Linked DNA regions of Mus musculus: region 2 is linked to region 1. Evidence: chromatin contacts called from ENCODE Hi-C data. All regions are on one chromosome and are shown on one strand. The core of a region is the stretch at or near the end of the contact, and the rest is flanking DNA. Distances in the headings are between cores, read along the strand shown.

Evidence for each region. A loop is a pair of places that touch in the nucleus more often than their neighbours do.
Region 2: a loop to region 1 is called in a map of left cerebral cortex, with 6 times the contacts of the local background. The contact joins the promoter of Sgpp1 here to the promoter of Ppm1a in region 1. A Hi-C loop is called at or near these places in 2 of 37 maps with a recorded cell type or tissue (left cerebral cortex and v-Abl transformed pro-B cells).

What each region holds. Positions count from the first base shown.
Region 1 is chr12:72,759,586-72,763,036 of GRCm38, forward strand. Ppm1a (protein phosphatase 1A, magnesium dependent, alpha isoform) reads left to right here and starts at 1,626. Exons shown (of 6, transcript NM_008910.3): 1 at 1,626-2,046.
Region 2 is chr12:75,733,568-75,737,221 of GRCm38, forward strand. Sgpp1 (sphingosine-1-phosphate phosphatase 1) reads right to left here and starts at 2,162. Exons shown (of 3, transcript NM_030750.3): 1 at 1,346-2,162. The coding sequence starts at 1,996.

The DNA of each region.
Region 1 (3,451 bases), core at 376-2,875:
TGTTTGAGGCCAGCAAGCACTACATAGAGACCTTGTCTCAAAAACAAAACAAGCACATAACAAAAACCCTAACCAGGGCTGAGGACAGAGCTTAATGGTTGAGGACTTGACATGGTTTTAATCCTCAGCATCCCCACTTAACAAAACCTAAACAACATATTGTATATAATAATAAAACAGCATTTCATTAAAAGATTTCGCACCTAATTTCATTTATTTCTGCACTTGTATAGAAAAGAATTAAGAACTGTATAGTGAATTTTATTTTTACTTTATATACCTGGAGGTGCTACAAATTCATCGTATTCCCAAAATACTGAGTGATTTGGAGGGTCAGTGAAGATAGTGTCTGCTGGGAATTGGCAGTCTCACATGTGGTCCTGCCATTGATGTCAGGTGTAAAAGTGAAGAAAAGGGAATCATCTTCCATAAGTCGTGGTGAAAATATCAGAAATGGTTACCACAACATCCAAAATAGAGAAATAGTTTGCGGGATGACAGCCGGCAAAAGCAGGTTGTATTTGATCTAAGAGTCAAGACAATGGAGTGGTTTATAAGAGACACGAAGTAGCGGGGTGGCAAACTGCAGTAAGCACCAGAGAAAAGGGGAAGGCCTTACTGAAATTAATCTTGTTACTGGTCTGAACTCAATTTGGCTAATAGTTTTAGTATTTTTTTTTTTAAAGCATTAGCCTATTTCAGCGGAATATATGCTTTTTCTTTGTATTATATCAGAATCTCTCTTAAACTTCTATTCCTGCGAATTTGGTTGTAAGGGTTAAGCTGGTGACTGAAAAGCTGGGAAGGCACACCCAACCAATGGGAACTCATACTGGTGATGTACTGCTTTCCAGCTCTGATTCATTGGCTGCCTAGGGTTTGTCATTCTATCCCGGCGTCGGCAAGCAGCGTGGGTCGGGTTTTCTGTGGTCGAGCTAGCTAAACTGGATTTTGGCCGCCTGCACGTGCAGTTACCTTTTGCTCATCTCTAGCTCTCCGTGAAAGCAGCTGTCACGTTTCTGATTATCCTCTAGATTTTGAAAAACCCTCGGTTCCATTAGCCCCACTGGAGGTCTTTGGAGGTGCCCGTTGAGCCCGAATCACGTGACCCCGTAACGTGCACATAAATACAATTCGGAATCCCTGCAGGGACTCGGGGACAACCCGCGAGAAGCTCTAGCTAGGCACGTGTCCCAAGGCGTGAACGGTTTGCACACGCACGTCTGCGGTATGGCCGCGGCACTCGTGTGCGCCTCGTGGGGTCGAAGGGGCAGGCTGAGTCCCCTGTGCCGGGCGCTAACCGAGACTGCACCTGGAGACCGGCGTCCGTAGGCAGGTGTAAGAGTCGGGTGCGGACGACGACGACAGCCGGGTTTGGAGAGGCCCTCTGCGCCCTAGCGCGAAGGCCGCGCGCCTGGCTCGCACCCAGGACGTCCACGCTCCCTAGGGATCGGCCCGCGGCAGCGACCTGAGGAGCAGCGCAGGGCAGTGACGTCACCGCCGCCCCTCCCCCGCCCAAGCCGCAGTTCCGGCCCTCCCACATCCGGGTCTCTCCAGCCCATGGGCCGCGCCGCAGCTGCAGGGCCGGGGGTGGGGGAAACGGCGGCGCGGGGCGGGGCGGGGCCGGGCGAGGGGCAGCGGTGTCGAGAGCGCGCGTGCGCGGGGCCGCGCTAGAGGCGGCGGCGGTGGCGGCGCTAGGGGCGGGAGCGCGCGCAGGAGCTAGAACGCCGTGGTCTCCGCGCCGGCCGGGTCCGCAGCTCGGGATCGGGTGGCTGGGGCGGGGGGAGGGGGGCCCAGGCAGGTGGGGCGGAAAGCGATGAGTCCTCGGCGCCTCCTCCGCCTCCCGCGGGCCCCGCTCTCTGCCTCCCGCTCCGACGCCCGGATGATCTGAGCCGCGAGGGCTCCGAGAGCCGGGGGCCCGGACCCAGCCCGGCTCCTCCCCTCCTCCGCCCGGGCCCGGCCGCCGTCGCGGGACCCCGTGCCCGGCCGCCGTCGCCACCGCCGCCCCGGCCGACCGAGGGACCCGCCCGCCCGCGGCTGCTCCGGGTAAGCGCGGCGCGAGGGCGAGGAAGAGGGCGAGGGCGGGCGGGCGGAGGGCCTGTGCGGCGGCGGCCAGGCCTGGGGCCTGTAAACAAGCCGGGCGTCTGCCCGGGCGATCCCGGGAGGAGACGCGACAACTCCACCCCCTGGGCGGCCTCCTCCCCGAGCCCGCGCCGGGTGGCGAGGGGTTAACACGCGGCGGGGGCGGAGGCGGGGTGTGTGCGGCGGCTGGGAGGGGGCGCGACCCTCGGCCGGGCGGGGCGGACACTGGCGGCCGCGGAACTTTCGGGGAGCCTGCAGCGGGGTCTCCCCTTGAAGCAGATCAGCCCGTGAGTTCACTGGATTTGGAGACTCACCCGCTGGGTTGAAAGTGAGGCCCCCAACTCAGTAGTGATGCCTCCATTTCATTCATTATTCCGGCTTGGAGCAAACCCATTGAAGTAAACTACAGGTTTTGCATCATTTTGGCCTGATATATTGGAGGAAAGTTCTTTATGTTAGAGTTTAGTTTAGGCTTGGCTCCCTTCTGCTTGTAGGTTGTAAACACACTCGGATCCCCTTCTTGAAAGACAGCTGGCTGTGGAGAGCCTTCTGCCAACTGGAGTTTTAGATCTTTTGCAAATTTCATCATCCAAAGTGTTTTTCTCTTTTCTCAAACACTACACGATACTTAGAAATCCACAAAGGTCAGAGTCTAAGCAATCTACGATGCCGCCCCCACCCCAAGTTTCCTGATAGTTGGAATAATGCTCCTGGTATATTTTTAACCGCGCGGTTAGAGTATAAGGAGATTGGCATTGTTTGAGAAGAATAAATGATTTTGACGTTACGAAAATGAGTAGTTTTCCACGGTTCAGAGAAAAAAACAAAAACAATCTTTTTAAACCCTGGCTTTCAGATTTCAAACATGACTACTACTGGATGGAGGAGAAGCCTGCTGAAGAATCATAGAACTTAAATGATTGTTTTCTGGGCCTTAGGATTTTAGGGTTTCTGAGGGCTCACTACATAGTGCTTGGTTCTCACCTCCCTTTAACCTTTTCTGTATTCTGGGCCTTTGCCAAAGATTATTTCTGTAGTTACAGATGAGGAAACTAAGGACCAGAAAGATAGTGAGCACACACCCACATACTTATCTTCAATACCGCCTTTATTGCCTTAATGTCTGCTTGACTGTTTAATAATTTGAAGCACAAAGCAGATCATCTTCCCAGTGCTACAGTTCTGGGCTGCATTTTTGTGTGTGTGTGTGTTTGTTTGTTTTGCATTGCTGGGGATAGATTTAGCTCGGGGCCTCTTGAATGGTGCAAGACCAAGTTCTCCTCACTTGTCTTGTATATACCTGATTGAACAGTCAGCTATGTTGGGATGACTGCTTTTAACCTAGAAGCTTACAGCAGTAATACCTTGA
Region 2 (3,654 bases), core at 912-3,411, 3.0 Mb after region 1:
ATCAGTAAGACAAACAGCAGCACACAGTCACAGTAAACAGCATGCCGAACACATTGACAATCTCACTTTCTGGAATAATTAGATCAGATGGGAATTTTTAGATATTTTTTTTCCACCCCAAACAGGCAACACTGTTTTTACAATCCAAATGTGACCATGTATCACCAGGGGTTAAATAAGAAAAGAACTTTCTATCTTAGTCTCCCCTCCTAATTCCGTCATTCTTCCTGGGTCCATGCCTGATTTCTGTTACTGTAAAACAGATGAATTGCACAGTAGAGAGGGCCTGGGATGATACTGGCAACATTTACCCATACTGAAACTCAACGTGGGTTAAGTAAGCCTATAATGGAGTTTTACAGCACAGTTGGCATTTCTCAATCTTGTGCAATAAAAGGGAGTTAAAAAAAAAGATAATGAGTTTTCCTAGATTCTCCAAAACCGATGCACTTTATTCTTAAGAGTCTGGTCCGAAAGACTAACAAATCATACAATTTAAGACAGATAAAGCAAGACCAGTAGACAAATATATTTTGCTTCTGTGTGAAAGATAATTAAATTGTAAACTCAAGTATCACTTGCAAACAAACCCTAGGAAGCTCAAATTAGGGAAGCCCCAAAACGCAGGCAAATTAAAAAAATGACTACCATTAAAAACTCTTGATGGACAAATTGCCCCCGATGTCAAACGCCATTATAACCAATCCAGCTCCTCGGAAGGCAAAGCCTATAACTGCAGGGTTACAGTTACCGCCATAGTAACAGTGTAGCAACTAACAACTGGTTCTCCAGACCAGAGACAGAAGTGAAGTGTCTTAACAGACCTGCAGTCAATCCTTTACGACGAACTCATCTAGATTCTGTTCCTTTACCTTTCGGCTTTTTTTCTTAACTGTCATTACTTTAGTGCTTGGAATGTGCCTGTGCCGAAATTATACTACTGTTTTGAAAACACTCTTTAATTTTACATTGTAAACACCATGTATTGCAGTGAAACCGGGTCTCAGTTACCAAGTGTTTCATTTTAAGTACACTGAATCACCACTGTGCATCAGACGAACTAAGTTTAAAAACTCAGTCTAAGCTCAAGGATTCAATGCACGAAAAGTGTTTCCTTGGGGGGTGGGGGTCTAAGAAACTATACCCAACTGTATTAAAATACAGTTTAGTGTTTAAGAACCGTCATCAGTTAATTTTCTAGAACTCTGACAGGACCTGCGTGGGTACTGTGAGAACCTGTGGGTTGGGGTTTTGGACGGGAAGAGGCAAATTTTTAAAAAAAGGGGAAAAAGAAAGTTCAGAAAGCACTGGAAACTCGACCGTGGAGCTGAGGGGCACAGCGTACCTGCCAGCGGCCATAGGTGAGCAGGAACATGGCGATGGGGATGGCGGTGCCTGACATGGCATGCGTGGAGGGCATGCTGTATTCCGAGTTGTAGAAGACCTCCAGCTTGATGACAGGCGGCGAGGCCGGCCGTGGCCAGCGGATGATGTCCTTGGTGCACTGGCCCAGGTACATGACCAGCACCCAGATGATCACCAGCCTCCGGCCCACAAAGGGGTCGAGATTCCAGATCCAGAAGGGGAAGAATAAGATGTAGAAGAGCTCGTTGCCCAGTTCCGTGCCTAAGCAGAACAGGTAGTAGAGCGGCAAGTTGCTCACTTTGACCAGCTCGCCCTCCTCGCCCGTCAACGAGTTGCGGCGCTGCGAGCCCGCGCGGCGGGGCCCGGTCGGGCCCGGCTCGGCCGCCAGCCCGTTGCGCACGCCGTTCGGGGCACCGCAGCAGTCCGCCTTGGCGGGGCTGTCCTCAGCGCCCGGCTGCCGTCCCCGTCGCCGGGGTTCTCCCGGGGCTCCGCGAACCTCGGTCTCTGCATCCTCGTCCGCCGCCGGGCTGCTGAGCGGCACCTCCACCCCACACAGACGCTGGAAGCTCGCCACCCGCTGCGGCTCCTGCAGACGGCTGGCCAGCAGAGCCAGCCGCTGCCCCAGGGACATGGTCGCGGGCCACTCGGGAATTGATCCGGCCACGCGCTCCTCGCCAGCCACAGCCGCCACGGTGCCTAGCTCGACTCGCTCGAGGCTGCCGGCGACCGCGCCAACAGGCCGCAGCGGCCGCCGCGCGCGCCCTGCGCCCCGCGCGCCCCTCCCCTGGCGCGCTCACGGAGGCCCGCGCCGCGCGCGCAGCCCGGAGCTGTCGCCGAAGCCCCGCCTCCCGGTGCTCCTGGTTGCTGTGCGAAGAACAGTGCGGGTCTAGGCAGGGCTGGTGACCCAGGAGCTGCCCGCGGCTTTTATTAGCCTGGAATCAATTGGGGCGTGATGAATGGAGGCAAAGTAACCGCCGCGAAACCGGAATCGTCCGACTCACGCCATTAATTAGCAACTAATTTCAGAGCTGTCTCGGATGGTTGATGTCCGGAAAGCCACGTGCCAATTGACCAGCGGTGGCAAGATTAGAAAACCGTAGATAATCCAGGACAGAGCCTGGGTATGTGATCGCTGACACAGCTGTGGTCTGCAAAGGAAAAGCCAGTCACCTACCAAGTAAAATCTGACTGTCACTCATCACATACGTCTCTTAAGCGAATTTAGGTGTAAAATTTCCTTAATAAATTCTAGCACTTAGCAAGATTGCTCAGAACACATAGTTAGTGGGAGAATGTAGCGTGGAGAATTCTGAGGGTATTTTTTGTTTTGTCTTTTATCGTTTTCTTTTTGTGAGTTTCGGGTTTGTTTTTTTGTTTGTTTGTTTTTTTGTTTTTGTTTTTGTTTTGTTGTTGTTGTTTGTTTTGTTTTGTTTTTGTTTTTGAACCAGGGTATATCATTTAGCCGAGATTGGCCTCAGCCTTGCTATGTAGTTAAGGCTAGCCCTGAACTGTTGATCCTTCTGGTGAAGCCCCCCAAGACTCGGGGTTACTGGGGCACCATGCCAGGTTTGAACTTGGAATCTGATAGGCTGAACTAGAATCTTAACAGGATTGTCTTGCAAGTCACAAACTTGACTTTAACTTCTAGATGGATCCGATTTTATTAAAAGATTTCAAAGTTTTAATTCCAGGAAGTTATTTTCAGTCAAGGCAAACGAATGTCTATAATTAAAGACTGAACTACTTCCAAGAAAGAGGCTGGAAAATGCTCCATGCTGGTAAGCCATGAGAAATAGTTTCATTTCCCAAGAAAGATTGCTTCCCAGCTCCTCCTATTCCACTTGCTGCAGTCATAAAGAGGATTGCCTCGAGTCCCTGGCCCTGGAATTGCTGAGGTTGGAAAGGTTGAGGGAGCACAGACGAATCCCAGCGCTTGGAGGCTGACATGGGAAGATTTGGAGTTTGAGGACAGCTGGGGCTTCATAACAAGATACTGTATCAAAATAAGTAAAAGCGTTTACAGCCTAGGAAAGCAGACAAGCATGAGAAAAGGAATACTGGGCCTGAAGAATGGTATACAAAGTAACCATGGTTTGCTATGGGTGTCTCTTCTTAGCCAGCAAGCAGGAAGCTCTGAGTTTGGGCCCAGCAGAACATACACAGAGTAGTGTTATTAGTTGATGTTTCTGAATAATAAAGACCATTATTAGCATTTGGCAAAAATAATCTATAATAAAACATGCTATGCTGGCCAGAAACTTGCTGTGGAGACCAAGTCTGATTTTCAAG